Regions from separate parts of the Homo sapiens genome. Here region 1 is linked to region 2. The links are chromatin loops, found by intact Hi-C in ENCODE. Cell type or tissue: heart right ventricle. All regions are shown on one strand. Each heading gives the region's core, and the rest is flanking DNA. Links, peaks and the distances in the headings are about the cores only.

Region 1 (16,513 bases), core at 5,155-13,154, 80 kb after region 2:
TAAGTACATTAGATGCAGAATTTTTGCTCCTCCTCCCAGCTCCTGGTGACCACTCTTCTACTTTCTGTCTCCATAAATTTGACTACTGTAGGTAGCTCATATAAATGGAATCACACAATATTTGTCCTTTTGTGACTGCTTATTTCACGTAGCATGATATCCTCAAGGTTCATCCATGTCATAGCATGAGACAGGATTTCCTTCCTTTTTAAGGCTAGATAATATTCTGTTGTATGTATATACCACATTGTCTTTAGCTACTCCTCTGTTGATGGACACTTGGACTGTTTCTACCTTTTGGCTACTGTGACTAACGCTGCTGTAAACACTGGTATATTCCCAGTCCTTATCTTTAAAAGCATATCTGCATGTGAAAGCACTGAAAAAAAATTGGCCAATGATGCCTCTCCATATCCATACATATGTACATGTATTTATGTAGTTGTATGTGCTAGGCATAGTTATGTGGTGGCAATCATTTTTTTTCTGGCTTGAAATTGTAAGCCAGACCAATATCATCTCATGCCCTTGCTTCACATCCTCCTTTCTCTCCACTAAATCTCTCTCCTCCGCCCCACCAACCCCCCACCGTCTCTTCCCCATCTTCTCTTTCCCCTGCTTCAATTCAGTTTAGCACACTTTTATTATTGTTAACTTTTTGGGTGCAAAGTGCTCTGGAAATTTTGAAGAATGAAACTGGCCTTGGGTTTTTCATGGTCTCTTATTGGAGACGAGACCCACGGTAGCAGTTGAGTGAGTCAGGCTGTGGACCTGCCATGGTGGCCAGGCTCATGAAAGGATGGCAAAGATGAGGGAAAACTCATTCCAGCCAAAGAAAATGACCCAAACAAAGGGTGTGGGATGGAAAATATTGGACATATTTCATTTTAAGTAGTTTTTATTTGTATGTGGCCTTTAAATGTTTTTAATTATTAGGATGTGCTTGATAAATTCCCTACCTGGGAGTAATAGTGATTTCTCCACCCTGTGTTGTAGATTTTATATAGAAAATTTCCCTTTAATAATTTGCTTTAAGGCCGGGTGCGGTGGCTCACGCCTGTAATCCCAGCACTTTGGGAGGCTGAGGCAGGCGGATCACAAGGTCAGGAGTTCCAGACCAGCCTGACCAACATGGTGAAACCCCATCTCTACTAAAATACAAAAATCAGCCATGCATGGTGATGCGCACCTGTAATCCCAGCTACTCAGGAGACTGAGGCAGGAGAATTGCTTGAACCTGGGAGGCGGAGCTTGCAGTGAGCCAAGATTGCTCCACTGCACTCCAACCTGGGCGACAGAGCAAGACTCCGTCTCAGAAAAATAAAATAAAAATAAAAATAAATAAAATCTGTTTTAAAAGAAGTGCATTTGTGTTTGATGTAATCTTAGATATTCTCCATGCTTCAGAGAAAGAAGCACGTTTTGTTTTTAGTATATTTTACATCAGTAATTTAGTTGGATTTTTTTCTTGTAATTCTATTGGTTTTTGAAAGATTTTGAAAAAAATTTTTAAGAGACAGGGTCTTGCTGAGTTGCCCAGGCCAGCCTTGAACTCCTTGCCCCAAGTGATCCTCTCACCTTAGTCTCCTGAGTAACTGGGACTATAGGAATGTGCCATCAAGCCCGGCTCTTTTGGTTTTTTTAATTAACTGAAATCTGATAGAATCAAATGTTTGTGAAGCCTGGAAAAGAAGCCCTCTCAATTTAACAGTTTAACATTTGAAGAATGATGTTGCTCAGTTGAGCAATTTAATACTTGAAAAGTGGTTTCTATCAGTCAATTTATTTAACAAAAGAAATAAGTGAATTTGAGACATCTTGCCACAAATATGTTACAGAACCCCAGTAGGTGTACATATGTGTATGTATGTATGTATACGTGTATACACGCACATAGTCCCTCTCACTTTAAGTGTGAAGGTAAAAAAAACTGGGACAAGCACGGTGGCTCACACGTGTAATCCCAGCACTTTGGGAGGTTGAGGCAGGAGGATCATTTGAGACCAGGAGTTTGAGACCAGCCTGGAGATGGCAAGACCTCATCTCTACAAAAAATTTTAAAAATTATGCAGGTATGGTGGTGTGTGCCTGTAGTCCCAGCCATTCTGGAGGCTAAGGTGGGAGGATCCCTGAGCCCAGGAATTTGAGGTGGCAGTGAGCTATGATCATGCCACTGCATTCCAGCCTAGATAACAAAGTGAGACCTCATTGTTATTGGAAAGGGGTCACAATGCAGACCCCAAGAGAACGTTCTTGGATCTTGCACAAGAAATAATTAGAAGCAAATCCATAAAGTGAAAGCAAGTGTATTAAGAAAGTAAAGGAATAAAAGAGTGTCTGCTCCATAGGCGAGCAGTGGCACGGGCTGCTCAGCTGCTTATACTTATTGTTACTTCTTGATTACATGCTGAACAAGGGGTGGATTATTCATGAGTTTTCTGGGAAAGGAGTGGGCAATTCCCTTGAACTGAAGGTTCCTCCTTTTTTTAGACCATACAGGGTAACTTCCTGACGTTGCCATGGCATCTGTAAACTGTTGTGGTGCTGGTGGGTGTGTCTTTTAGCACGCTAATGCATTGTAATTAGCATATAATGAGCTGTGAGACCGAGCAGAGGTCACGCTCCTCTCCATCTTGGTTTTGGTGGGTTTTAGCCGGCTTCGTTACTGCATGCTGTTTTATCAGCAAGGTCTTTGTGACCTGTATCTTGTGCCGACCTCCTGTCTTACCCTGTAACTAAGAATGCCTTAATCTCCTGGGAATGCAGCCCAGTAGGTCTCGGCCTTATTTTACGCAGCTCCTATTCAAGATGGAGTTGCTCTGGTTCAAACGCGTCTGAAAACATCTCTAAAAAAATAAAATAAATAAAATTAACAACACTTTCAGCCAGAAGGGGGAACATAAGATATAAAGTGCCATTTTTCTTTTTTTGATCTTTTTTTAAAATGATTATCTGCTATCAGCAGATGGCCACACAATATGAGCAGTAAATAATGTAGTACATTTAGCCGGTGATTTGGGTCAATGGTACTGCTAGTCTAGCTGTTTTGACTTCAACCTGACTTCCAAGAGTAGCTTGCCAGGTCTGTAGGACTCACTCAGGGATCCTCAGAGGCCCGAAAGGTCCAGACCTTTGTTAAGCAGGAGCCTGAAGAAGTAGAGGCTCCAAGAAATATGGTCCAACCCCCTGGCAAGCTACGACATATAAGAACCAGACCTGGGGAGGGAGCAGACGGATGAAAGGAAATGGAATTGGAAAGCGTTCCTAGGGTTATGCGGGAAGAGGAGCAAGATGCTGTTTGAGGCCTTGCTGGTGACCCTAGATTAGTTAGTAGGGGAACCTAAAAAATGGCATTATGGCTTTCTCTCCATGCTTAGTAGCAATTAGTTTGGAAGCTTCTGGGACTTAGTCCCTTACAGAGTCATTTACCTGGCCCTAGGCACTGGGGAGATAGAGTATTGTTTCCCAGCATGGCCCATTCTGGCTCTGCATTTAGGGTGAGGTTTGGCTAGAAGTGTGGCAGACTGAACAGATCACATAGTTTGCTCTTTCTTTCACTCCTTCAACTATTTATTGAACACCTCCTATGTGCTGGGCATTATTCCAAGTGCTGGGAATGATGGCGTGAGCAGGACAGAGGCTCTGCCCTGTTTGGGTTTGTGTTCTGGTGGAAGTAACAGGGGAATTAGTGCTCACGCAGGGTCTTCTGACTTCTATGTGGATGTTACTTGCAATAGTGCTAGACAGAACACTATCTTTTAATCACTTGCAAGATATCTCCCTTTTTGATGGTTTTGGAAGAAGAAAGAGAAGTCATACCCAAAGCCGTTTTTTTAATTCAGTTTTCCTTAGAAAATCAGAGGACTTCTGAAGATGTCTCCGACAATATAATCTCCATGTCTTTTGGTGATGGACTGATTTGTCCAGATGCTTCTTTCTTCCTGCAGTTTCTGTGCCCCAGTCTCCTATCAAAACTCAGAACTTTCATGGTAATGATTTTAGTAAACTCTCATAACCAGCAATAATATCCCTTCAGCCCCTGGCCTGGCCAACTGCCTACCTTCATGTTTCTTCCCACTGTCATATTATGATTTTAACTGGATTTAATAACTCGTGGCAAATTTAAACAGAAATTTATAGCCCCCATTACAGATTGCCCTTTACCTTCTTCCAGAAATGTTTCCCATAAGTACTGAGCTTATGCAACTAAAACATGATGATGACTTCTAAATTCATAGTTTATTAAACAGATTCTTGAGCTTAAGAACACAGATCTCTCTATACACAAAGGATTCTGCAGTGAAAAGTTCCAAAGGGGAATAAAGTAATACTTTGGGATTAGCAAATGAGAGAGAGAAAAATCATTTGTCTTTCTTAGTGTCTCACAATCATTATACTGAGTGCCAAAAGTTTGTGGGGAGAAACAGGAGGAAGAGCTTTATCCGAGGTTGAAATCCTAATGGCCTAATGGTGTTTCTCCCATGGAGTGTGGGGAGTCTGCTCCCAAAGGGCCCAAAAGGCTGAGGTCAGGCGATGCAGTCGTGGCTGTTTTGCCATGGTCTTTGAGGGCTTTGCCAAGATGACCAACATGGGGATTTGATCAAAATGCAATTTTGTTTATGTGGACATTTTCTCACTAGGAAATTGTCTTGAAAATACCAATTTGTTTCACAGAAAATATCAGCCAGGGGTTAATCACCATCATTTGGCACCGGCAGCATATGCATTTAGATGTGAACAAAGGACTACATTGTTAGATGAGTTGTAAAGGTTTTGCTAATCTTGAAAACTTCTTTTTAAATTTAATTAGCTGGCTGGAAACGGTGGCTCACGCCTGTAATCCTAGCACTTTGGGAGGCCGAGGCGAGTGTATCACCTGAGGTCAGGAGTTCAAACCAGCCTGGTCAACATGGTGAAACCTCGTCTCTACTAAAAATACAAAAATTAGCTGGGCATGGTGGTGTGCGCCTGTAATTCCAGTTACTCAGGAAGCTGAGGCAGTAGAATCACTTGAACCCAGGGGGCGGAGGTTGCAGTGAGCCGAGAATGTGCCACTGCACTCCAGCCTGGGTGACAGAGCAAGACTGTGTCTCAAAAAAATAAATGAATAAATAAAATAAAATAATACAAATAGATAAATAAAATTAATTAGCTGAAGAAAGTATCAGTGAAATGTGAGGGCATGAATAGACATGGCATTATATGCTTTGGTTCAATTATTATCTGAGCCAGATTTAATGATAGATATTTATAAATTTAAAGATTCTAGATGTCATTGAATTCTTTATAAAATGTAGGAGTTAAATACTGTGAGATAGGAGAATCATGAGCCTTCAGATTCAGCAGATGTATAAAATTCTACTTTTTAACTAGTATATGGGTTAGACCTCTTGGTATTTTTGATACTTAAAAAAACTCCCAGCTAATTTATTCAGAATAGCCCATAAATGAGACATTCCCATTTAGCCGCAATGAAAACTGGGGGCCATCACTTATCAGCCAGTACAATTTTTGTAGAAATAGAAGGTGGAATTAAAATTCTTATTCTTTTTGGATATAAAGTATACTCATTGCCTTAAGACCATTAAGTGACTTTAATCTTTGTCAACAAATTATGTCTTCGGTGTACACAAGAATCATATTGCCATAAACTTCTTCTTTTTTTCTGCATTCTCTATTTTAAATTCTTTTGAAAAATAGATGTTATTTTCCATATGGTCTGCTTCAGTGCTTACTTCATGCCTTCGACTATGTTTCTGAGGACTTACGTAGTTTTCCCTGAGCTTCGCTCTACTTTTCCAGGGTTGGAAGGAATACCTGCATTTCTGTGATCAGTGCTTGGTCCCACCCTACTCCCTTGCCTTGCCTGCCTGCCATGCACAGAGTGATCACTCATGTTTTATCAGATGTTTTCATTAAGACATAGAGCATATAACAAGGCTCTTATCCTCATAGAACAAATAATGTAGTTGGAAATGTAAGATAAAACCTATATGAAAACAAGAATATTCTAGGGCTCCATATGCTGCTTGGCAAGTGAACAGAGTAGGAGAAGTGTAGGCTTCCTCCAAAAGACTGGTCAGGGGAAGGTTTGGGTTCAGCATTGAGGGAATAGTAAGATTCTTTTTTTTTTTTTTGAGACAGAGTCTTGCTCTGTCGCCCAGGCTGGAGTGCAGTGTCGAGATCTCAGCTCACTGCAACCTCCGCCTCCCGGGTTCAAGCAGTTCTCTGCCTCAGCCTCCCGAGTAGCTAGGATTACAGGCACCCACCACCACACCTGGCTAATTTTTGTATTTTTAGTAGAGATGGGGTTTCACCATCTTGGCCAGTCTGGTCTTGAACTCCTGACCTCGTGATCCATCGGCCTCGGCCTCCCAGAGTGCTGGGATTACAGGTGTGAGCCACCGCGCTCGGCCCAATAATAAGATTCTTAAGTAGAGACCTCAGAAAACTATGTTTCTTGCTTTTTTTTAAATACAAGGAAATGTTTGCTTATACAGCTAAACCATTTTCTTTAAATGCTGTTTAATTATCCCTATATTAACTAAGCAAGCAATGACCTCAGTTCTGAATTACTGTATTATCTTTCCTCTATATCCGTCCAGAGCTCTAGCCAATGGGCCAGCAGGGAACATGAGGAAGTGTCACACCCTCTTGGGGTGGGGACATACAGGGCTGGGAAGAGAGGGGGAGATTTCCTGTCCAGAGTGTCCTGGGCTGGGAGGTGGAAGGCCTGAGGGAACTGTCCCTCTCCACCACTAACGTGTCCTAGCACCAGTCAGGGCCTCTGTCCCCATCTGTGTGGCCACAGCTGGTCACCCTCCTCCCAATCTCACATGCCATGAGTCTTTGAAAATGGCTGAGTTTGCAGCCTGTCCTGCTTTTATTGCCATGTCTTTTGTGGAAAGAGGAAAAGGAAGTCTCAGCCTCTGCTGTTAATGAGCTGTTATACGAGCCAGCAGGCTGCAGCAGAGTAGTGGGCCTTTCCTCTTCTGTGCCTCCAGCTGCTCACGCACACCTATCCTCTTCCATCTCCCAGCCAGACTCGGTGCTGAGGTAGAAGCCTGTGTCCCAGGTGCTCATCATCTCTGCTGAACACATTCATTATCTGCAATCAAGCTGCATTCCAGCTTCTTGCCAAACCCTTGTCTGTCAGTAGAAGCTGCATTGGGGATATACAGTCTGAATTTGGCTCATTAGGCCAAAGGCAAGCAGCAGAACTTGGAAAAGGCCGGGGAGGGCTGTTGCGTGGTTCTCAGCAACTTGTGCACACTCTGGTGTGAGAGTTACCAAACCCCAGAATTACAAGCTCACCAACCCCTTACTTTACAAGACTTTTTGTTCTGCATTCCCATTGCAGGCCAGCATCCTTGATGCTTTGAAGAATTTAGGAACTTTGCCATTGGCAGGATTTATGAAAGCTACCCCCACCTCCTGCCTCCAAATACAGCATGGTAGATCCCAGTAGGTTCCTGACATGCATTTCTTTGGGGGCCCTCTGATCCTCCCCAGTTTTCCTGGCCAGATGAATGCTGAAGATTCCCTGGGCCCTGCGTTTTGTCACGGCCTCCTTGGGGGTGGTTCCCTTCTGCATCCAGCTGTTGCAGCCTGGCTCTGTGTTCACTGCAGGCTGGGGCCCGGCCAGCTCCCTGCTGTAGCAGTTGGTGAGCAGCTCCAAGGATGAGGGGGGAGCAGCAGTGCTGCAGGCCTGCTGAGGTCTTGGCTCACGGTGGCTCCCCTGGCTGACTTTTGACCAAATGGGAGAAGAAAAATCTTCCCTCCTCCCTTTAGGTCTCAGAGGGAGGCCATGTCTCCCTAGAGCATTTCTTTCTCTCCCTCCCATCCTTAGGAAAAGAAGAGTGTCATCCTAAATGCTGTGCCTTCACCTGAGAGGGGATATGTGCTTTTGGTCTAAGCAAGAAGAATGAGAAAAATTTAGGCTCACTGGGAGTCAGAAGGTCACATTATTCAGTTGTTCATGGAATACTTCAAAATGTGTGAGCATTTATTTCTTGCCTCTCTTTTGGCTTTGAAATACCTTAAAACAAGTCAGATACGTAAGCATTTGCAGAAGCAGGGTGTAAGTAGATTTAAGAACGGCACGATTCCTCTGTAATGTCCACAGACATATTTCTTTAGCAAAGATTGACATTTGGGCCAAAGCAGGATTTATTTATTCTTGCAATCACTCAGTTTGTAAATTGACGGGATATAGATTGCCACAGAAGCACTTCCCTGATTCATATTCAAAGGAGAGTCTTGTTATATTATTAGGTATAGCAAGTGTGTTATTGTTAATATCCACCTTTGAGTACTTGTTCAAAGGAGATAAGCAGGATATTATATTATTTCTAACCAAACCAAGCTTCTCAGACATCACTCATTGAGAAGGTAACAAAACAGAAGCCCAGGGAAGAATACCCTACATAAGTGCTTGGGAACCTATGCCCCCGCAAGAATCAACTGGCCTGAGCCGCAAGTGTGGAAATGGTCTACATGCGCCATCTTGTGGCTAAGGCCATCAAGAACGTTTGGAGATAGAAACACCCAAATAAGAGTTCTGCTCAGGTTCACTGCCTTTTTGAAGCTGAAGTTCATGATAGCTGCTTTCTAGCATCTAGTGCACTTCCTGGGATTCTCAATTAATATTTGTCAGGTGAAACTCTTCGAAGGAATCTCATGTCATGGCAGAGTATACTTGTTCTATGTTACACTAGAAGGCATAGCCAAGACTGACATGTCCTCCAGCCATGGTCCAAGGCCGTTGTGTCCAAAATAAGACAGAATACTCTAAACATGGTCTGAGTAGCCTAAAGTAACCCAGAAATATTACTTCCAAGACTCTGGAAAGTCTGCTTCTAGAGGTCGACATCCTCACTGAAATCTGCCTTTCACCACACTTAACACTTTAAAAAAAATTAATGTGGTAAAAAACATGTAACATAAAATTTACTGGCCAGGCACAGTGGTTCATGCCTATAATTCCAGCACTTTGGAAGTCTAGGAGAGCAGATCACCTAAGGTCAGGAGTTCGAGACCAGCCTGGCCAACATGGTGAAATCCTGTCTCTACTTAAAGTACAAAAATTAGCCAGGCATGGTGGCGCGCGCCTGTAATCCCAGCTACTTGGGAGGCGGAGGCAAGAGCATTGCTTGAACCTGGAAAGCAGAGGTTGCAGTGAGCCAAGATTCTGCCACTGCCCTCCTGCCTGGGAGACAGAGCAAGACTCTCAAAACAAAACAAAACATAAAATTTAGCATTTTAACCATTTTTAAGTGTACAGTACAGCAGTGTTAACTATATGCAGTCCATTATGCAACAGATCCCTAGAACTTTTTCATCTTGCAAAACTGAAATTCTATATCCATTGAACAACAACTACCTGTTACCACCTCCTCCCGGTGCTTGGCAACCACATTATATTTTCTACTTCTAAGAGTTTTACTGCTTTGGATACCCCATATAAGTGGAATCATGCAGTATCTTTTTTGTGACTGGCTTATTTCACTTAACGTCTTCAAGTTTCATCCACGTTACATATGGCAGGATTTCCTCCTTTTTTAAGGCTGAATAATATTGTCTGCATACGCCACATTTTGTTTATCCATTCATGCATAGATGGACATTTAGGTTGCTTCCACATCTTGGCTATTGTGAATAATGCTGCGGTGAACACAGTGTGCACATTTAACAGTTTTATTCTCAATGATATGATGGAGTTTAAAAATCTTATGGAGAATTTAATTTATTCTTGAAGTTTTAAACTCAAATGCTTGAGGGGTAAAAGCTTGAGAAGTGTCTGTTGGTTAATCTGAGCTATTCTTGCGGTTTGTCTAACAAGGACAATCTTAATCCATATCAGGTGCATCTTAATACATACATACATATATATATATATATAGAGAGAGAGAGAGAGAGAGAGGGAGAGGGAGGGAGAGAGAGAGAGAGAAAGAGAGAGAGAGAGGGAGAGAGAGAGAGAGAGAAAGAGAGAGAGAGACGGAGTTTCGCTCTGTTGCCCAGGCTGGAGTGCAATGGCACGATCTCAGCTCACCGCAACCTCCGCCTCCCGGGTTCAAGCGATTCTCCTGCCTCAGTCTCCTGAGTAGTTGGGATTACAGGCATGTGCCACCATGTCTGGCTAATTTTGTATTTTTAGTAGAGATGGGGTTTCTCCATGTTGGCCAAGTTGGTCTTGAACTCCCGACCTCAGGTGTACTGCCTGCCTTGGCCTCCCAAAGTGCTGGGATTACAGGCATGAGCCACTGCTCCCGGCCTGCGAATATATTTTTTAAAGTTGCCTTGAATCATTTTTGGAGCAAGACAGTGAATAAATATACAAAAGAAAATCATCCGTTTAAGAAAGTGCTTGCTTTCTGTGAAGCATCTGGCTATTGCTTGTAACATGGTGGAGTTGATGTCAGACATTATGTCTCTCACTGAACGTCACTTTCCTTCTCCTGCCCGGAGGTTTGGGATTTTGAAGGGCATTGGATTATAAAGTGCACTTGCCAATTTGTGATTAGGTCTGGAAATGGGGAATTTGTTCATTTAACAGCAGGTGCCACTTGATCAACCACTGCCAATACTTTTGCCGCGGACTTCCCAGGACTCCAGCTGCACTCACGATTCCTTTGGTCAACTGTTCTGCCTCAAGCCTGCTGTAGATGCCACTGAGAATAGAAAGTTGAAACCAGTTGATCCCAGTGAAGCAGCACCACACAGTACTTATTAGAGACTAAGAAGCCAGGGAACACTTTTCCTCATAATTTTTTTTCCTTACCCCAGGGGTTAGTGTGTTTAAAAGAGCACTGTGGGGGTGCTGTTGTAGAAAGCAGCAACTCTGTATCGGATGCCATCCCCTGGTGTTTTAAAGGCAGGATTACAAACATCTAGAGAGGAAAACAAAAAACAAAAACAAAACCCACATTCTCTAATTCATATACAGATCGTTAAGTGAGAATGGAATTTATGCGATGCTTTTCATGATGGGGGATTTTCTGCAAGGGAAGCCGCTTGCCCATTTTGTGGTAACGGCTTGAAATAAAGGAGAGGCCGGAGCAGGCAGCAAGGTTAGCTTGCTCTTGCAGGATAAGCGTTGTCCTTGCTCTCAGTTCCCCTGCTGTGTGGCCTGGTCCCTTCCTTGTTATCACCCTTCACCAGAGCCCTGTGTGAGGGCCCTAATGGAGACTTCAAGAGCTTTTAGTTCACTAGGTACTGCCACCTGCATCCACTCTCTGCTTTTCCTTCCCCTGCAGGTCTCATGTGTCCAGCATAGAAGTATTTTTAAGACCTACTTTGCAAGACGTGACTTCTGTTGGGATTTTAATTTGAAATGAAATTTAAATGTACCAACCCTGGGCATTCCGATCATTTAATAGACCTGTTGGGAGACAAGTAATGAGGAGAAAGCCACTCCGAGTCCATCTTGCTCTTAAGCCTGACAGGTTTTATTTGGAAGTGCTGCCTGTTAGTGAGGGAGAAATGCTCATTTCTTTTTTTTCCTGTGTAAGGAACTGTTGAACTTAATTTTCCCCCCCAGGTGTTAGGAGACAGGAATTAAAAATAGTATGTGACCCAGACACACCAAGCAATACAAAGTTCTTGCTTCTATTATGTTGCTAACTACCTGCATCTTGTTAATAAGGAAGGGAAATGTCTGTTACCTACAAACTGAAGGAGTGAATGATTTGATTGAGGGAAATCTGAAATACCACGAGAATTAGAGAAGTCCTCACAAAAGGGCAAAAGCTTACATTTTTCATTTTTCTCTTTATTTCATGTGACTTTGGCCTTAAAGTCCTCCTTCCCACTTTCTCACACCCCCACTAGCTGAATGTTGTGTCAGATTATTTAGAACTTTCTAAATAGGGGAGAAAATTTTTTTTCCCCAAGTTTGGCTCCTACGTCCTTTGAGACTATACCGTCTGTGCAGGAGAATTTATAAAAAGATGGGAGGTTTGGGTGCCGGTTTCCTTTTTGGAAATGGTATTTACCCAGATCACAGTGAATCTGCCTCTCGCCTTAAATGGCAGAGGATGATAGGGTAGGATCTTCACGTGCTAGAAAGGCAGCTGGAAGCCATGTGGAGACCTCAGGAGACCTGAACTACAAGGGTATCTAAGCAACTGTGGCTGCTGGAGTTGAAGGAGGGAGTCTGAAGTTGCTCTTCTAGGATGCTGGTCGCATCCCCTCAGTCCCCTCCCTGTTGTTTTCAGTCACTTCAGAGAGGTGGTGGCAGCCCGTCTACACCACCAAGCGGGGATTTAATGGAAGCATTTCATTTGCTTCAGCAAGTCAAAAGCTGCCCTTTTGTAAAAACGTGTAAGCATGCCTCTTCATCCTCATTCCCCCACCCCGCTTCTCCTCATTCATTATTTAACCAGCCGCCTGGGTCTTCTTTCTGCTCTCAAGCATGCCAGTCCCTTCCCCACCTGGGGACCTTGGCCCTGTCTGTTCCTCTTGTTTGGCATGCTGTTCTCCAGGGCCTTGCCTGGCTGCCACTGCCTCACTTAGGCCTGAAGCAGAACCTCTGCAGGGGAACCTGTCTACACCAAACTAGTTCATTTTTCTACCTTTTTATTTATTTATTTTTTTTTTAAGAGACAGGGTCTTGCTCTATTGCCCGGGCTGGAGTGCAGTGGCATAATCATAGCTCACTGCAGCCTTGAACTCCAGGGCTTAATCAATTCTCTTGCCTCAGTCTCCTGAGTAGCCAGGACTATAGGCGTATGCCAACATACCCAGCTAATTTTTTTGTTTTTGTAGAGATGGGGGGTCTCACTATATTGCCCTGGGTGGTCTTGAAGTAATCTTCCTGCCTCAACCTCCCAAAGTGCTGAGATTATAGGCATGAGCCACCACACCCTGCCTAAAAAATCTTTTTAAGATGGAAACATATAAAGTATATTGAGACTTTCTTTGGAGAGAGAAAATGCATTAAGCAAAAAAGCATTTAGATTTTTTTGAATTCCCTATTATTAAAAATAAAGTTGTATTAAAATGTCTCGGTAATATATGGTTAAACCATAGTCTCTATTTGTGTTTTTTAAGGAATTTGTAATTAATTGTGGCTTTCTTAAAATCATGACCGACTGAGTTAGATGTGCCACCATCAATAGTTGATAGCTAAAATTAGTAGCAAGTTAACAATTTACTTGTTCATTTCCATGGGCTGCTAAGTAGATTTTGGTCCAATGTATTTTAGGGGAAAAAATGTTACACTGAGAGTCAGGAGACATGGCTGTTGCCCCTTCCTGGCTGTGTGGCCTGGGTCAGTCCCTTCCCTTCTCAGGCCAATTTCTTATCCGTGGAGCAAAGATAATGGACGGGGGGAAGGGGATTCCTTCCAGCTCTCCACAGTCTCTGGTTCTATATTTTGAAGCCATCTGTGGGGCAGTTTTAACAGAAGGTCTGAAAAAATCAGACTTGGTCATGTGCCTCCTATTCCTTTTTTCTCTCTCTCTATTTGCCACATCCTTTCCCCACACTATAGAAGGATCCAGACACTCGAATCATCAAGGCTCTGTTGCTCTCCGCTCTTGCCTGAATATGAAATGAGGGAGTTTGCTGTCCCCTGATGGAGCCTTCGTTCAAGCAAGCCACGGGCTGTGAGGCTTTCACCCTTGGCTTGGCAAGACTGTCAGCACGGTGCTTCCCTTTTAGAGAGCCTAATGCCAACAGAAAGGGCAGTTTTCTAGTAATGGAGGAAAATATCAGTTTTCAAAAATATGGATAATTTTTAAAACCTCCTCTTTTTCCTGTTGCCTAGTTCTCTACCATTAACTCCAGGTCTCTCTTCAGGGTCTAGCAGAGACCCTGCTGACTGTCCTCTCACTCCTTAGAGGCCATCAGGACTCTGAAATCCGAGGATTAATGGCGGCCGGGAGGGGCTGATGGGCAGGGGAGAAAGCCTAGGATTAAGGATGAGGAGACCTGAGCTCCATCTGTGGATCCTCCTCTGCCTGGTCCCAGGCCTTTGAGCAAGCCCCTGGCTGTGTCTGACCTGCCTTCCTCCCTCAGGTTGTGCTGCAGAGGGGCCACAGTACAGATAACACAGCACCCGTCAACAGTGGGATATTAGGAGGAGAAGAAGTCTCCGCTCACCTGCGTGTGCTCTCTCATCCTCAGAGTCCCATGTTTCCAGTTTCTGGAAGGTCCTCCTACCAGCCTGAACTACATGCATTGTATAACACGTAACTGCAATTTAAATCTTGATTTACCCTCAGAGTCTTATTCGGTCATTAAGTCATCATCATAATATCTTGTACCTGTTACTTGTTCAGATTTAATAATTTGTGAAGTGTCCTTTGTGGGGTGACCAACAGTCCTGGGGACTGAGGGGTTTCCCAGGATGTACAATATTAGGTGCTAAAACTGAAAGAGTTCTGGGCACATCAGGATGATGGTCATTCTTCTCTTGGTTCCTCTTTTTCTTTCTGGAAGGAAGTTTCTCTGTAAATTGTTATTTCTTCATCTGTAAAATATCTTGCTAGTCCCGTGGCAATACCGCCTGTCTACCCCAAGTACCCTTTCTCCTGGACTGCTTGTATCCACTTCCCTGTTACTGCTGTGTTTTCTGCCCAGGGCTGAGGCTGTGCAGTGAATGAATCATCTTTCCCCAACCTTGCTTGACATCAGTATCAATTTTAGAAGGTGAGAGTGCCACATTTTCTTAATCCAGTCTATCATTGATGGACATTTGGGTTGGTTCCAACTGGATTAAGAAAATGTGGCACATATACACCATGGAATACTATGCAGCCATAAAAAAGGATGAGTTCACGTCCTTTGTAGGGACATGGAGGCAGCTGGAAACCATCATTCTCAGCAAACTATTGCAGGGACAGAAAACCAAACACTGCATGTTCTCACTCATAGGTGGGAATTGAACAATGAGAACACTTGGACACAGGAAGGGGAACATCACACACTGGGGCCTGTCAAGTGGGGAGGGATAGCATTAGGAGATATACCTAATGTAAATGACAAGTTAATGGGTGCAGCACACCAACATGGCACATGTATACATATGTAACAAACCTGCACGTTGTGCACATGTACCCTAGAACTTAAAGTATAAGAAAAATAAATAAATACATAAAATTCTTTTCAATAACAATGGAAACAAAATTTTCTAAAATTATGAGATCATATCTGTAAAAATTAATGATGATCTTGTGTAAAATTTCATCTATACATAGTGAATTATACTATTAATATTGATGAAAAAATGTAAACATAAATCTAGTGTCTTATAAGCATGAAAAATGTCCAAGTATTTTCAATGTTGTGTTTCTTTTGTCTTAACAAACATGTCCTACAGTGTTATTTGACTATGTGTGAATTTTATTTTTTCAAGACTGTGTTAATATAATCCTCAAACTATTTTAGAAGCAACTAAATAGTGAATAAAGTGAAGAGTAGAAATGTAATCAGAAAAAAAAAAGAAGGTAAGAGTGCTCACAATTGCCTCAAAAAGAAAATGAGGCTTCTTGAATTTGCACTTCAGCATTCTCTACTCAGTGCACCTGTTTGTGTAATTTGCTCTTTTCTTGTTATCATGATGCATGACTGTATTAGTCAGCTCAGGATGCCACAACAAAATACTGTAGACCAGGTGGCTTAAACAACAGGAATTTATTTCTCACAGTTCTAGAGGCTGGGAAGTCCGAGATCAAGGTGTTGGTAGATTTGGTGTCTGCCAAAGGCCAACGTTCTGGTTCATGGATGGTGCCTTCTTCTCACTGTGTCCTCAAATGGTAGAAGGGGCAAGGGGTCAATCCAGGGCTTCTTTCATTAAGGCACTAATCACTTTCATGAGGCTCTGCCCTCATGCCCTAAGCACCTCCTAAAGGCCCCACCTCCTAATACCATCACCGTGGGGGTTAGGATTTCAGTCTGTGAATTTTGAGGGGACACAAACATTCAGACCATAGCAGACCCTCTTCCTAATCTGCAGGTGGTTGTCTTCCTGCTGTGTCTTCATGTGGCAGAGAGAGCAAACTCTGGGCTCTTTCTTTTCTTTTCTTTTCTTTTCTTTTCTTTTTTTTTTTTTTTTTTGAGATCGAGTCTCGCTCTGTTGCCCAGGCTAGAGTGCAGTGGCGTGGTCTTGGCTCACTGCAACCTCTGCCTCCTGGGTTCAAGCAATTCTCCTGCCTCAACCTCCTGAGTAGCTGGGATTACAGGTGCACAACACCACACCTGGCTAATTTTTTGTATTTTTAGTAGAGACGGGGCTTCACCATGTTGGCCAGGCTGGTCTCGAACTCCTGACCTCGTGATCCGCCCACCTCAGCCTCCCAAAGTGCTGGGATTACAGGCGTGAGCCACCACGCCTAGCCCTGGGCTCTTTCTTTTCTTATAAGAACCCTAATCTCATCATGGGATTAGTGTCCTTATAAGACCCTCATGACCTCATCTAAATCTAATTACCTCCCAAATACATTCAAATACCATCATATTGGAGGTTAGGTCTTTAACATATGAATTTGTCAGGGGACACAGTTCAGTCCAT
Region 2 (16,513 bases), core at 2,608-10,607:
AATCATATGTAGATGATCTATAAGGTCTCTTCTCACCCTCAAACTCCATGAGTATGAATTTTAGATATTATATGAATATTAAATAAATCTGTTTATATTAGTGTTCAGTTAGAATAAAATATAAAATTTTGCTATGTTTGGTAACACTAGGAACTGTGGAGAAAAAACTGGTGTAGTTTTGAAACTAATTCTCTTTTATTGCAAGCAGTATATTTGGTGGAATTTAAAATTACATAATTTTTTTTATTGAAACTTTTTTTATAGATGGGGTTTTATCACCCAGGCTGAAGTACAGTAGTGTGATCATAGTTCACTGCAGCCTCCAACTCCCGGGCTTAAGGGATCTTCCAACCTCTGACTCCTGAGTAGCTGAGACCACAGGCGCATACTACACCCAGCTAATGTTATTAATTTTTTGTAGAGATGGGTATTGCCATGTTGCCTGGGCTGGTCTCAAAGCAGGCTGACCTCAAGCAATCCTCTCACCTTGGCCTCCCAAAATGCTGGGATTAAAGCCATAAGCCTCCAAGCTCAGCCCTAAAACCGCTGGGCATAGTATGTATATATATGTGTATACACACACACACACACACACACACACACATATATATATATATATATATTTTTTTTTTGGGGACGGAGTCTCACTCTGTCACCCAGGCTGGAGTGCAGCAGCATGATCTTGGGTCACTGCAAGCCCCACCTCCCGGGTTCATGCCATTCTCTTGCCTCAGCCTCCTGAGTAGCTGGGACTACAGGCGCGTGCCACCACACCCAGCTAATTTTGTTTTTGTATTTGTAGTAGAGACGGAGTTTCACTGTGTTAGCCAGGATGGTCTCGATCTCCTGACCTCGTGATCCGCCCTCCTCGGCCTCCCAAAGTGCTAGGATTACAGGTGTGAGCCACCGCTTCCAGCCAAAAGTATATATATTTTAAGAGAAATGTATGCCACAGTAGTTATAGGAACAAACAAGTCTTGCAATTTGGTGTGATTTTTCAGCTTAGTTTGTGAAGTGTCAATAAAGAAACTATAGTTTCGGACTATCCTGAGGGTTGATTTTGGGCCCTATACAGACTATGCTGTTTTCCTTTTAAAAGTAGAAAGTCCTTACTGAAGGAAAGCTTGAAGGATGTTTACAGAGAAGAGGTGGACTTCTTTGTGCTGGATTGGGAGATGGGGAAGGGAGAATATGGGCTGAAAGTGGCATCTTGAGCCAGGGCTCCATTCTCATTGCAAATGGCCAAGGGTACTTCTGTCAGGAACAGTTTGCATCTCCTCAGGTGGTTTCTGAATGTTTTTAGTTAGAGATTCTGGAGAAGGGAAGTTAAATTGGCCTTAGAATCTTACATTTTGTTTGTTTTCAAGTACCTCTCTCTTCTTACCAAATATAAAAATTACATTAACAAGCTCGGCATGGTGGCTCATGCCTGTAATCCCAACGCTTTGAGAGGCCAAGGCCAGAGGATCACTTGAGCCCAGTAGTTTGAGACCATCCTGGGCAACATAGCAAGACCCAGTCTCTACAACAAAAATTTTTTTTTAATTAGTTGGGACTAATTTAAATTTTTTTTAAATAGTCCCAGCTACTCAGGAGGCTTAAGGCAGGAGGATTGCTTGAGCCCAGGAGTTTGAGAATGCAGTGAGCTATGATCTGCACCCCAGCCTGGGCAACAGAGCAAGATCCCATCTCAAAAATAAGAAGAAGAAAATTTGATTAACAGTATTCAATGGCTGGAATGATTAAATTGTAATCAGAACAGCAGAGCTACGTAAGCTTAAAAAGAAGATGGAAAAGGCATTTTTGTCATGATGATTGATCTCTAACCTTATATATTGCAAAGTAAATATGGTTTTCTTTTTAAAATTTTGTTTGTAGCACTGGACAAGACACTGTTTCCAATCCTACTTATATGAACCAGAACTCTAACCTACAGTCAGCTACTGGTACAACTGCTTACACACAGCAAATGGGGATGTCTGTGGATATGTCATCTTATCAGAACACTACTTCCAATTTGCCTCAACTGGCAGGCTTTCCGGTGACAGTTCCAGCTCATCCAGTTGCACAGCAGCACACAAATTACCATCAGCAGCCTCTCCTTTAGAAACAAATCAAGCATTTTCTTGAAAGCCTTCATAAGTGTATTATTCAGTCCTTGTGATACCAACCTGAAAATATTAAAACTTTTTTCCCTCTCAACTCAAAAGGACCATGAATAAATAAAGCACAAAAACCTCTCTTATTCTACAAGGCCATAAAAGGTTTTTTTTTTTTTTTTTTTTCAGTCCAGTTTGTTTGAAGTCAATCTTTTCATCAGAGGCAGCTTAAAGATGCTTTCAGTTAGTTTTGTCTTACTTTCAGATTTCTCTACATAAATCTAGATACTCATTAAGTAGCCTTATGACAAACAGTATGAGATACTTATGACAAACTCGCTCTGTCACCCAGGCTGGAGTGCAGTAGCATGATCGACAGAGTGAGTTTGTCAAAAGTATCTCATACTTATAAACAGTATGAGATAGGAGGATTAAAATATTATTTTAAAGAAACCACTGTTTCCCCCTAAAATGTCATAAGAGCACTGAAGAACTTGAAATATTTTTTTCAGAGTTTCTCACACACTTTAAAAGTCTAACTTTTTTGTGTGTAAGCATTTAGCTTGCCAGCATATTTCTTTTTGGCTCCTTAAATTGCGGTTGTGTTTGCAGTATTGTCACTTTTGCTCTCACTGTTATGTTGAATAATAATTAGCATATAATTGTCTACAGAAGCAAGAGCAATCTGGAAGGAACAAAAATGTTTTCTGTGATTAACAGTGAAGACCTTGTAAATGCAGATGTGTGATAAAGCATTTAGTCAGTCCCCCAAACAGTCATGCCAACTGTGAAGGAATGTCCCACAAAACATTTCCATTCCCTGAGGAAAAACATTTTCTTTCCTACATGTATCTCTGGTATTTAGAATTGTCACTAATAACCTTTTCAAGTGATTTTGGCTATTCTCTAATGAAGATATGGTCCATTTGTTTTTCTTCCTGCAATGTGGTGTGCAGAGATGCTGCATATCCTTTTTATGGGATTGCGTGTGAATTTGAACCATGAGACATTCCTAATAATTTGTTGTGAGATATACCAAGCATGGATGATAAGTGTGTTTTTAGTGGTGTGTTGTTTTTTTAAAGAGGTGATTCAAGTACCGTTGCTAAGCTGTCAACATACCAAGCTGTTGAAAAAATTGACCATTTCTTTCAGAAGTAATTCTCAGCCTGTGGAATAATAGCAGGTGAAGACTTCATAGAAGGCGACAGATTGATAGGGAGGCTATTGAAGCAGTTTTTCTGAAGCCTGCATTTTGAGTTAGTTTATAGTGCTAATAGATTCTATATAACTGTGAGAGTTTGGTAGTAAACCAGTAGGGATTGTTTTCTCTCCTAAAAATTTGCACACTACTTCATTGTCTACCAACTTTTTACATATTGGAAAATAGAAATTGCAAATACATACATGTATGGAAACATATTCAGATTGGGAAAAACAATGGACATTAGTTTTTAAAAAGTTACGTGGAAGCAAGATTTCTATATTTGTTTTTTTAAAGGAAGCAGTCATTCTTTCTACTAAATCCATTTCAAGCTAGTTCTCTGAAAATTTTGCCATTTATCTACAGAAATTTGATTATAAATATGTTCCTTTTTCAAAGAAACTTTATTCTAGAACAAAATAGTCTATATGGTACTTGATCTACATTTAAGTGGAAAAATTAGCAGTATTTGAAAGCTCAGTTTATGTCATTGTCTTAACTTCAGATACAAATAACTGAACAGAAAGTTTTAACCTTTAATATCTCATGTTCTGTTTTTTATTCAGTATTTTCCTTTATGTTAATTCAATTATATACTTCTGAATGGCACCTTACTTTTTGGAAACAAATCTTCTGTTATTTACAAAATAATAATTTTTAAAAAACATTTAAAAAAAATCCAAAGCTGCTCTCGATAATAGTCAACATTTGCATATATATGGAATTTCTTACTTTTTTTCTCCCAAACTCTATTTAATAAACTTATTTTAATGTTTGTGTATTTCATGTATAATTGTGATCTCAATTATAAAAGTTTAATTCAGCATGTCTTTGAGCCAATATAATTACTGCACACCCACTAAATTGGGATCAGCCATTATAAATAATGTAGTTTTAGAATAATAAAACATGACACATATATATATATATAAATATATAGTATATATTGGCACATCGGTGAAAGTTTATATGTGCAGAAGTTTTTTTCTTTCTCAAGTTAAAAATTATTTTTTGCCATATGTAATTTTGTGTTGCAGGCTGTCGAGAGATAAAAATGATTTTAAATCTGTGTACTGATGATTCTTTCGGTGTTAAGAAACACAGGGTTGTGTACTTCCCTTTTTATGGGCTTATGGATTCTATTTATATTAAGACCTGTTTATAATTGTTTTCTGCCAAAGGGAATTGTCTAACTTCAGATTTCTACATTGGGTTCATACTTACTGTTTTATATCAGAAATAAAAAAATAGCTTCTGCTTTTTCATATGAAATCTTGGTACATCAGAAAGAATTCCTGAAAATTTATAATAGAATGAATTTTATTAATGCAGAAAAATACCCCAGGGTGTTAAAATATATGAAGTGTGGGATATATTCTTATAGTTTGTAAAATGTAGTCAACCAATACTGTCTTCTAATTTGGTAATTTATTTATAAAATTACTTAAACATTAGGTAATTATATTTGTTAGGATTTGAAATTATTTGTAGTTAAATTGTCATGCTGTTTGAAATAATTGATACTTGTCTACGTAATACATTTTACTGTATGTTTTGAAGATGGTTATAATTTCACTTTCAAAATTTAAAAAATCAATTTTAAATGTTTTAAAAACATATAGCTTAGGGATTTTTTTTAAAAAGGTTTTCTTAGTAAAAACATAAATTTAAAAGCCCCTGAGTTCTAGGAGAGGGCTTATTGAATTGCTATAAGAAAGCTGGAGTTACTTTGATAAGTAATAAATTATAAATAGCACTGATCTATAATGCTTTATTTCTATCGGAAGGTACTTTTTCTTCTTTCATCATCAGTTTTAGCCAGTTAGTAAATGGGAATACTCAGTTTTAGGGATTTGATTTTTGTTTGGTTTAATTTTCTTTCAAAAATTAAAAGTATATTTCTAAAAGTTTTCCCCAGAGGCCAGATACAGTGGCTCATGCCTATAATCCCAGCACTTTGGGAGCCTGAGATAGGAGTATTGCTTGAGGCTAGGAGTTTGAGACCAACCTGGCAACATGGCAAGACCCTATCTCTACAAAAATTTTAAAACTTAGCCAGGTGTGGTAGTGCACCTGTAGTCCCAGCTAGTCAGTAGGCTGAGGTGGGAGTATTGCTTGAGGCTGCAGTGAGGTGTGATCACGCCACTGCACTCCGGCCTGACAGAATGAGATCCTGTCTCAAAAAGAAAATTCCCCAGAAGAAGAATTCTAATTTTATCAAGCTGAATTAAAGTTTGAGAGTCTTTTTTTTAAAATCTTACTGTGTCAAAAGAGGCATTATGTTGCTTGTGTGATATAGTGAATAGTGTCCCTCCAAATTTCATGTACACCTGGAATGTCACAATGTGACTTAACAGTAGCCACCCCTCACCCCCGCCCTTATCTGTGGTGGATACATTTGCAAGATCCCCAGTGGATGCCTGAAACCGCAGATAGTACTGAACCTTATATATACTGTTTGTTTTCCTATGCATACATATCCCTATGATAAAGTTTATGAATTTGGCACTTAACAGCAGAACTAATAAGATGAAAGAGTTGTAACAATATACTCTAATAAAAGTTATTTAAAATGTATGTATTGTTATCTGTAATTTTGCATTTAATATTTTTGGACCATGGTTTAATCTGGGTAACTGAAAACACAGAAAGTGAAATCATGGGCCGGGCGTGGTGGCTCACGCCTGTAATCCCAGTACTTTGGGAGGCCGAGGCAGGTGGATCACCTGAGGTCAGGAGTCTGAGACCAGCCTGGCCAACATAGTGAAACCCTGTCTCTACTAAAAATACAACATTAGCTGTGCGTAGTGGCGCATAACTGATCACAGCTACTTGGGAAGCTGAGGCAGGAGAATAGCTTGAACCTGGGAGGCGGAGGTTGCAGTGAGCCAAGATCATGCCATTGCACTCCAGCCTGGGCAACAAGAACGAAACTCCATCTCAAAAAAAAAAAAAAGTGGAATCATGGTTAAGGGCTGACTACTGTATTTGGAAATAGGGTCTTTGCAGATACAATTATTTAAGGATCTTGAGGCGAATTTATCCTGGATTTAGGGTGGGCCCTAAATCCAATGCCTACTGTCCTTATCAGAAGAGGAGAAGACACACATAGACGAAAAGAGGCCATGTGAAGATGGCAGTGAAAGTTGCAGTTATGCTGCCAGAGGGCAAGGACTACCTGGGATCACCAGAAGTTGGAAGAGGCAAAGGATTCCTCCATAGATCCTGCAGAGGGAGCATGGCCTTGCTAACATCTTGATTTCAGACTCCAGAAATGTGAGAGAACAAATTTCTGTTGTTTGTTACAGCAGTCCTGGGGAACTCAGACATGGGTAAGAGTGTACAGTGAAATCTGAGTACCAAGTACTCAAGACTTTGATAAGATTGCTTAAAATTGACGGAGGAATTCTGAGAAAGATGTCTGTAGTCCAGTGACAGTCTTTTTATCTTTGCTAAACTATAAGGATATTGCATGGATAGATGAAACTAAGACCTCTATTAATCCCATAATCCTATTTCTTGATTTTTAAATAGCACATCTACATTTCAATAATTGATTTCATTATGCCAGAGGTGTTTACAGTTAGCAAGATTATAACTGATTTGCATTTTTATCTACTCCTCTGCTCATCTTGAGCAGTAGTTATTGAATGACAGGAGAAATGTTCAAAGCCAAACAGAGATGAAGAAGAAACAAAAAAAACTGGAGGATATTCCCCCTCAAAAGCTACTCAAGAATGGAGGTTTGGTTTTGTTCTTAGCTTTATACCATTTAATATCCTAATAAAGGCTTTCCGGTTGGCTGGGCATGGTGGCTCACACTTCTAATCCCAGCACTTTGGGAGGCCGAGATGGGAGGATTGCTTGAGGTCTGGAGTTCGAGGTCTGCCTGGTCAACATAGCGAGACCCCATCTCTTTAAAAAAAAAAAAAAAAAGTTTTCCAGTACCCTTACACTAAATCAGTGACATACTGATTACATTTTGGTCTCAGGAGCTGACTACTTCTTTAAAAAAAATGAGGTGAAATTCACATAAAATTAACCATTTTAAAGTGAACAGGTCAGGGGCATTTTGCCATTAAAAGTAATGGCAAAAACTGCAATTACTTTTGCACCAACCTAATAATACATTCACAGTGTTGGGCAGGCACAACTGCCTTTTTTTTTTTTTTAATGTTTTTGCAGTTTTTTGTGTGGCTTTTATTTAGTGTTTTTGCAGTTCATTTTTATTGTAGCATATATCAATACTTCATTTCTTTTTATGACTGAATAATACGCCATTATATATATCACAATTTGTTTATTCATCTTTTGGTGAATACTTGTGCTATTTTTACTTTTTTTTTTTTTTTTTTTTTTTTGAGATGGAGTCTCACTCTCTCACCCAGGCTGGGGTGCAGTGGCATCATCTCAGCTCACTGCAACCTCTGCCTCCTGGATTCAAGTGATTCCCCTGCCTCAGCCTCCCGAAAAGCTGGGATTACAGGTGTGTGCCACCACGCCTGGCTAATTTTTGTATTTTTAGTAGAGATGGGGTTTCGCCATGTTGGCCAGGCTGGTCTGGAACTCCTGACTTCAGGTGATCTGCCTGCCTCAGCCTCCTGAAGTGCTAGGATTGCAGGCATAAGCCACCATACCTGGCCTATTTTTACTTTCTGTTGTGAATGCTGCTATGAACGTGTGTGTACGTGTATATGAATACCAGTTTCCAATTCTTTTAGATACATAAGAGTAGAAGTACTGGGTCATATGGTAATTATACATTTAACTTTTTGAGGAACTACCAAACTTTCCCACAGCGGAACCATTTTACATTTCCACCAGCAATGCACAAGGCTTCCAATTTCTCCACATCCTCACTGTCATTTGTTAATTTCCTTTTTTTTTTATTTTTATTATAGCCATGCTGCTGGGTGTGAAGTTGTTGATACCTCATTGTGGGTTTTTTTTTGCATTTTCCTAATGACCAGTGATGTTGAGCATCTTTTCATATGTTATTAGCCACTTAGATATCTTTTTTTTCTTTTTTTTGAGACAGTGTCTTGCTCTGTCGCCCAGGCTGGAGTGCAGTGGTGTGATCTCGGCTCACTGCAAATTCCATCTCCCAGGTTCACGCCATTCTCCTGCCTCAGCCTCCCGAGTAGCTGGGACTATAAACACCTGTCACCACGCCCGACTAATTTTTTTTTTTTTTTTTTTTTTTTTTTGTAGTTTTAGTAGAGACGGGGTTTCACTGTGTTAGCCAGGATGGTCTCGATCTACTGACCTTGTGATTCGCCCACCTCGGCCTCCCAAAGTGCTGGGATTACAGGCGTAAGCCACTGCGCCTGGTCTGATATCTTCTTTAGAGAAATGTCTAAGTCCTTTGCCCATTGCTTTTGTTGTGTTTTGAAGTGGAGTCTTGCTGTGTTGCCCAGCCTGGCCTCATCTCCTGGACTAAAGTGATCCTTCTGCCTCAGCCTCCCCAGGAGCTGCCTTTGCTCATTTTTTAATCAAGTTTTTTGTCTCTGTTGTTGAGTTGTTTTGATAATGTTCTTTGACACACCAAAGCTTGAAATTTTGGTTAGGTCTAATTTATTTCCTCTTTTTTTTTGTTCTTTTTTTTTTCTTTTTTTATTGCTCTTGCTTTTGGTGTGATATCTAAGAATCCATTGCCAAATCTAAGGCCATGAAAATTTCCTCCTTTGTTTTCTTCTAAGACTATTATGGTTTTAGCTCTTATAATTAGGTTGTGGATCCACTTGAGTTAATTTTTGTACATGGTATGAGGTATAGGGTCCAACTTCATTTTTTGCATATTGGTATCGAGTTGTCCCAGCACCATTTGTTGAAGAGACTATTCTTTTACCAGCTACTTTTTGACACTGCTATAACATACCCTAGTGGTGGTCAATTCTAGGACCTAGGTTCTCCAGCTGTGATGCATCAAACCCATAGCTGTATAATTTGCACTTCTAAGAGAGGACAGCTTCGTCCTAATCTGATTACTTCTATCATATACCTAAAGGGGAGACAATGCTATCTTGTTAGGACATAGCTTTCCATGATGTCTAGGAACAGATATGTTAGGTGTCAGTGTAGAGATAGTTCTTAACTGTCACATAGATTTTTTCTCCAAGCAACTTCAGACATGTACTGTATGGTGAAAAGTGCATTGTCTAAATAGAAAAAAGAGACTTAGACTTTGTGCCCTAGCCAAAAATAATCTTCATCATACTTCTGTCCTGGGAAACCGTCTCCAGAGATTTTCATCTACATGTTATTAGTCAGAACTGTATGAAAGGACACTTAGCTGCACATGCCTTTGGGAAGGTGAGAATTTTGCTGTCCGTCCTGTATATAGAGAGGGCAAAGGAGATGATGATTGGGGAAATGTAGAGTGAAACAATTGTTGATAGTAATCTGCCACAGGGACAGACCTGTTGAAATGTGTTTACACCATGGTGTTACTATTTTGTGTGACTGGTAAATAAATTTGAAGTTGCATTGGTTGTGGCAATTCCATGACCAAATAAACTCTTGTTAAGATTCTCTAATAAAAGCATACCATACCATAGTTTTTAGTCAGTGGAGGCTAGAAATAACGTATTTACATCTGACCTCATATAACCGGGACTTTTTGTTTTAAACACTTTCTTGGGAGACACAGAGAAAGCCCTGGAAGTGAAGAGGGAGATAAAAGCTTCAAACTGCCCCTGTCTCTCTATTTTGAAACAGATGGAAAAGTTAAAGTTTTATTAGCATTCATTAATTTATTCAATAACATAATTATTGTACACTGGGGATGCTAAGAATTTGCATTTCCGGCCAGGCGCGGTGGCTTATGCCTGTAATCCCAGCACTTTGGGAGGCCGAGGCGGGCGGATCACAAGGTCAGGAGATTGAGACCATCCTGGCTAACACAGTGAAACCCCGTCTCTACTAAAAATACAAAAAATTAGCCAGGCATGGGGGTGGGTGCCTGTAGTCCCAGCTACTCGGGAGGCTGAGGCAGGAGAATGGCGTGAACCCAGGAGGCGGAGCTTGCAGTGAGCCGAGATCGCGCCACTGCACTCCAGCCTGGGAGACAGAGCGAGACTCCGTCTCAATAAAAAAAAAAAAATTTGCATTTCCAAGCCAAAGTTATATTTGCGGTTTCACCATGCACTAACTAGTTGCATAACATCAGACATTACTCTTTGATTTTCAAACCACTTTCATATACATTACCTTTGAATTCTCATAGTTCCTGTAGGTAGAAAAGTAGGTGAAGAAGTTAAATAGCTTTCACATGGTCCCATGCGGCGACAAAGCGGGAATTACAACCGAGGCTCTATTTGATGCTAAGAATGTGTCCTCACTGTACTAATGTGACTGTTAACTAGAAATAATTTCTTTATTAAGGTTGTCAGAATCTTTCAGCTCCCTTTCCCACAACTCACTAAGATGGATGGAGCTGCAGAGGGCTCATATAGCTATAAAATGCCTTCAGATATGAGAATGCTAATGCAAGGAAGAGCATTAGAGTAGATGGATCTATTTAATGTGTACATTGTAGTACAGTTAGCTCTGTCACAGATGGCTGATGAGACCAAAGCTTGATGCAAACAGACTGACTCTTTCTGAGAATCCATGTGGTTCTGTCACACAGGATGGGTCCAACATCTGGCAAATGGGCAAAGGTTTCAGAGTACTGTTTTCTGAACAGAAGAGAGCTAAATTCAAGGAGTTGCTGTGAGGAAAAAGCAGGTGACTACTTGAGGCTAATTTGGTTGTGAGGACAGTAGTTCTAAGTTGAAGCCCACACACATAGCCTGGTTTCTCCAAGAACCAAGAACCAAGATTGCTGAGAAAACAATTCTAGCCTTCGCCAGGGTTCTGTTATATTCTGGATGATGGCTAAACTCTAGAATCACATGTTCGGGTCTTCATGAGCTTCCGTTGGCAGCTTTTCTAACCTCTTCTTCACTCTCACATACTCTCCAGACTCTAGCCACCAAACCCAAAATACCACAGGTGACAATTTGGCTTTTTTTGTGCCTGTTTGGCCCTGTTATTTTTTTTCTGCCTGGAATACTTTTGTCCACCTAATAAATTATCCTTTCAAGTGTCAGCCCAAATTTCACTGATCCCAAAACCGTGCTGTGATTCTGAAGTATCTTGTAATAGTGTTATAGTGGTTGCCCTGTGGCATTGGAATGTAGTTTGGCTCACTCAGCATGCATTTCCAACCATCCCCTTACTTAGATTTCACTGCAAGGAAGTCAGTATGCAAGATAATAGTACTTGCCTTCCCAGACTCTTGCAGCCAAGGGTGGCCACATAACATGGTTATGGCCAATGAGATTTAGCTCAGAGTTCCTGGGGAGGACTCCCTAGGATGAAAGAAAAAACTTTTAAAGAAAAGGCTCTTTCCACTTCTGGATTAGAAAGCAGGTGTAATCCCAGGAGATATAGCAACCATGTGACTATGAGAAAGAAAGTTATGATGGCTCAGAAACACTGAAGGTGTCTGGCTCCTTGATGACATCCTTGAGTGACTATTTCGTTCTAGATTGTCTTCCTCTGGACTTCTTCATATGTGACAAGGGAAGAAAAGCCCCTATCATCTGTTACCCTTATTGGTCTAAACTATGGTTGGTACAGTTTTGCTATTTGTATCTGAAAGCATTTCTACCCCCGCTAGGTCTAAAAAAGCCTTCAGACTTTTACTGGTTGTAGTTCCTGGGCCTAGCACAGATACATAAAACATTTGTGGAATAAAGAATGAAAATGGATTTAGCACCTCACGGTGCCTGCTATTTAGTAAATTTGAGTTTTCTTTGACCTTATCTTTGTGCTTATCATCATTCTATTTTAACATTGCTGAAATCAAGATTTGGCTGGGTGTGGTGGCTCACGCCTGTAACCCAGCACTTTGGGAGGCCGAGACAGGCAGATCACCTGAGGGCAGGAGTTCGAGACCAGCCTGGCCAACATGATGAAACCCCGTCTCTACTAAAAATACAAAAATTAGCTGGGCATGGTGGCGGGAGCCTGTAATCCTAGCTACTCAGGAGGCTGAGGCAGGAGAATCGCTTGAACCCAGGAGGCAGAGATTGCAGTGAGCCAAGATCATGCCACTGTACTCCAGCCTGGGCAACAAGAGCAAAACTTCATCTCAAAAAAAAAAAAAAAAAGAAAAGAAAAGAAAAATCAAGATTTATTTTACAGTGGATAAGCATGTTTTACAGGACTTCATTGTATTCTCTTAAAGCTATTTCACTGATACATCTGAAAATCCATGGTCTTTTAGAATCAAAGGAATATGACATTACTTTAACTATCAAGAAACAAAGTGGGGCCCGGGTGTGGTGGCTCATGCCTGAAATTCCAGCACTTTGGGAACTGAAGTGGGCGGATCACTTGAGGTCAGGAGTTCAAGACCAGCCTGGCCAACATGGCAAAACTGCATATCTACTAAAAACACAAAAATTAGCCGGGCATGGTGGCGCACGCCTGTAATCCCAGCTACTTGCAGGGAGGCTAAGACGTGAAAATCGCTTGAACCTGGGAGGCAGTGAGCCAAGATCATGCCACTGTCCTCCAGCCTGGGTGACAGAGTGAGACTCTGTCTCAACAAGAAAAGAAACAAAGGAGGTTAGGGTCCAGTCTGAGGGTCAGGAAACCCAATGGCTTTGCTTTGTTTTTTAAATATCTTAGGTGTTGTAGTGCACAACTATAATCCCAGCACTTTGAGAGGCCAAGGAAGATCTCTTGAGCCCAGGAGTTCAAGACCAGCCTGGGCAACATAGGGATATTAAAAAAAAAAAAAAAAAAAAAAAAAAGCCAGGTCTGGTGGCACAGCTATAGTCCCAGCTACTTGGGAGGATGAAGTGGGAGGATCACTTGAGCCTGAGAGGTTAAGGCTGCAGTGAACCATGATCATGCCACTGCACTCCAGCCTGGACAAGACTCTGTCTCAAAAAAATAAAAATAAATATTGTGTCTCTAGTTCTCATCAAATAATGCTCCTTTCTGCATTCTGAGTCCAGAGATTGCAGCAGAGGAAGAAGCACAGTGAACATTTCTTTCTGACATGTGACAGAAAACTATATCATGGCAAAATAGGACAAGAATTTTAATATTTGGAACCCACATATTTCAGTACCTTAATTTGAACCTTTAGAGGAATACTTCCTTTAAACTTTATAGAAAACTGCATAATTTATGACAACCACCCAAAATGGCAGAATGAAGATGAAAGATAGAGGTGATTATATTTTATAGTTGTCTGTTTTAAGCAAGTTATCCTTCGGGTGGAAGATTGTATTGTTGTTTGCAGTTTTTTACTCTCCCATTTTTCTGTAAGAGGACTGTTTGTATTTGCCCATGCACTTGACTTCTGGAGTATTATGTCCTCATTCAGTGATTTTGGAATTGGTTGTATGTCTATGTCATACATTGGCCAAAGGGATATGAGCAGATGCAACAGATGCCTACATCTAAGCAGAAGCTTAAGAGGCATCATGAACTTCCTGTAGCTCTCTAGCTTCTTGTCTCTTCAGAGCCAGTATGTTCCAGATTGTGGCTGCTTCTTCAACCTGGGAAATGGAAGACAAGGGGAACAGAGCTGCAGTGTGGACCAGAGCAACAGGCTATATGGTGGTGTAATCCACTGAGATTTTAGAGTTGTTACCATAGCAAAGATGGCAAATATGCCTGGTAAAATAAATGTAGGTTTTAAAATGTAAATTAAATTTAAATTAGCTAGTAGGTAGCATCTTAATATAGTTCACCACTTAAAAGATGTGTATGATTCATCTTCACAGTGACTATACTTACAACTTAGATTTTGGATTTTATTTCCATTACCAATCTGAATCATTTGTACCTTTCAAAGTTGTATGGCTGGTTGTGGTGGCTCACATCTCCAGCCTTTGGGAGGCTGAGGCAGGAGGATCACTTGAGGCCAGGAGTTTGAGACCAGCTTGGGCAACACAGTGAGACCTATCTCTACAAAAAATTTAAAAATTATCTAGGTGTGGTGGTGCACATATGTAGTCCCAGCTACTTAGAAGGCTGAGGTGGGAAGATGGTTTGAGTCCAGGAGATTGAGGCTTCAGCGAGCCGTGATTGCACCACTGCACTCTTGCATGGGCGACAGAGTGGGACTCTGTCTAAACAATAACAACAACAACAAATTGTACCAAGAGAATAGCATTTTCACTTTTTTGTTGTTGTTGTTCGTTTTATGTTTGTGTTTTTGTTTTTGTTTTTTTTAAAGACCAGGTCTCACTCTGTCACCCAGGCTGGAGTGCAGTGGCACAACCATAGCTCATTGCAGACTTGAACACCTGGGTTCAAGAGATCCTCCCACCTCAGCCTCTTGAGTAGCTGGGACTACAGGCACACACCACCATGCCAAGGATTCACTGGGTTTTATAGCATGTAAATTTTTTAGGGTTAGGAAAGTAAACATTTTAAATCCAATTCTTGAAAACTTAACCTTTAATATCCTGAAAGTACATGGCTTATGTGCCTTTTGAACAGATTTTCAGTTTGGACCAGAACACAGGGGAAGGGGGAGAGGTAATTCTGGAGAAATTCTTTAGAACAAGAGAAAATAGAACCTGTAAGATGAAAACTCTGAAACTTTATGCCATGGTTAGTTGGACATAAATGTAAGAGGTTAATTACACAAATCTATAATATGTAACTAAGCACATGTGCCACTATTGTGATTTTTGTATGCTCCTAGATTAAAAATACAACACACTAGATATGCATGGACCCTAGACAAAATGTGTTTTAACTTAATTTTTTTTTTTTTTTTTTTTTTTTTGAGACAGAGTTTCCCTCTGTTGCCCAGGCTGGAGTGCAGTGGTGCCATCTTGGCTCACTGCAACCTCTGCCTCCTGGGTTCAAGCGATTCTCCTGCCTCAGCCTCTTGAGTAGCTGGGATTACAGGCACACACCACCACGCCCGGCTAATTTTTTGTATTTTTGGTAGAAACGGGGTTTCGCCATGTTGGCCAGGCTGGCCTCGAATTCCCGCCCTCAGGTGATCCGCCTGCCTTGGCCTCCCAAACTGCTGGGATTACAGGCGTGAGCCACCACATCCGGACGATTTAATTTTTAATTAAGAAACACATTGTCATCTTATATTCCTGAGCTCTGTGAGTTCTGCAAATCATTTTTTTTTTTAAACGGCTCTTTGGACAAGACTTTGACTTTAGGAAGCACTTAACGAAAGTATTTATTAAGTGACAATAAAGTTTATGAAGAGAGAATCTGTAGCTGACAAAGTGATTCAGCCGTATTGAATGTTTTAGGAAAGAAGCAGAGTCTAATAGCAGCCACTTGCTCTTGAACAGTTCGTTCTCTTGAGCTCAGCTTCTTAATTTGCTAAATGTGGCGTTTCTTCTAAACAGTTACTAAATTCTCTTCCAGCTCTAAAATTTTAGAATTTTTAAAAATAAATTTTTATTTTGGAATAGTTTTAGATTTATTCACAAACAATCGCTAAGTTGGTACACAGAATTCTACACCTAGTTTCCTTGATTATTAACAACTTCTCCTGGTAAATTTGTCATAATTAATGGGCCAGTATTATACATTATTATTAATTAAATTTCATACTGTATTCAGGTTTCTGTAGCTTTCACCTAATGTCCTTTTTCTGTTCCAGGATCCCATCCAGGGTATACATCACATTTAGTCATATCCCCTTAGGCTCCTTTTGGCTCTGACAGTTTCTCAGACTTTCCTTGTTTTTGATGACCTTGACAATTTTGAGGAGTACTAGTCATATATTTTGTAGAATGTTCTCAATTGGGATTTGTCTGACATTTTCCTCATGATTAGGCTGAGGTTGTGGATTTTCACCCCAGAAGTGCGATTCTCGTCGCATTCTATCAAGGGCACATACTATCACCCCGACATTGCTGTTGATGTTGATCTTGATCACCTGGCTCAGGCAGCGTTTGTGGAGTTTCTGCACTCCTCCCTTTCCTGCTATACTCTTTGGAAGGAAGTCACTATATGCAGCCCACACTTTACAGGGTGAGAAGTTATTCTTCTCTTTCTTGAGGGTAGAGTTTCTACATAAATTATGTGGAATTTTCCACATGGGAGGTTTGTCTCTTTTCTCCCACGTATTTATTTGTTTGATCATTTATTTTTATCACTATGAACTCATGGGTATTTCTTTTATACTTTGGGTTTTAATTCAATACTACTTTTATTACTC

What was found. Peaks named below come from ENCODE experiments on the same cell type or tissue, not always from the same donor. Only the 100,000 strongest peaks of a DNase experiment are listed, where the experiment ranks them.
Region 1: a loop joins it to region 2, with 3 times the contacts of the local background. A loop is called at or near these places in 17 of 110 quality-filtered maps.

The regions. Positions count from the first base shown.
Region 1 is chr2:152,029,040-152,045,552 of GRCh38, reverse strand. The region is part of intron 2 of CACNB4 (calcium voltage-gated channel auxiliary subunit beta 4); the gene reads left to right. Among named protein-coding and RNA genes, the nearest start is that of CACNB4, 62 kb to the left of the region's middle. RefSeq lists an enhancer at 10,648-11,223. In heart right ventricle, for the core only: a CTCF peak has its summit at 8,511 (motif pointing left); DNase peaks (open chromatin) are centred at 6,722, 7,622 and 8,492; H3K27ac peaks cover 2,169 bases.
Region 2 is chr2:152,106,168-152,122,680 of GRCh38, reverse strand. STAM2 (signal transducing adaptor molecule 2) reads left to right here. Exons shown (of 14, transcript NM_005843.6): 14 at 1,879-5,880. The coding sequence ends at 2,107. Among named protein-coding and RNA genes, the nearest start is that of CACNB4, 15 kb to the right of the region's middle. In heart right ventricle, for the core only: a CTCF peak has its summit at 6,528; no DNase peak of the experiment used is centred there.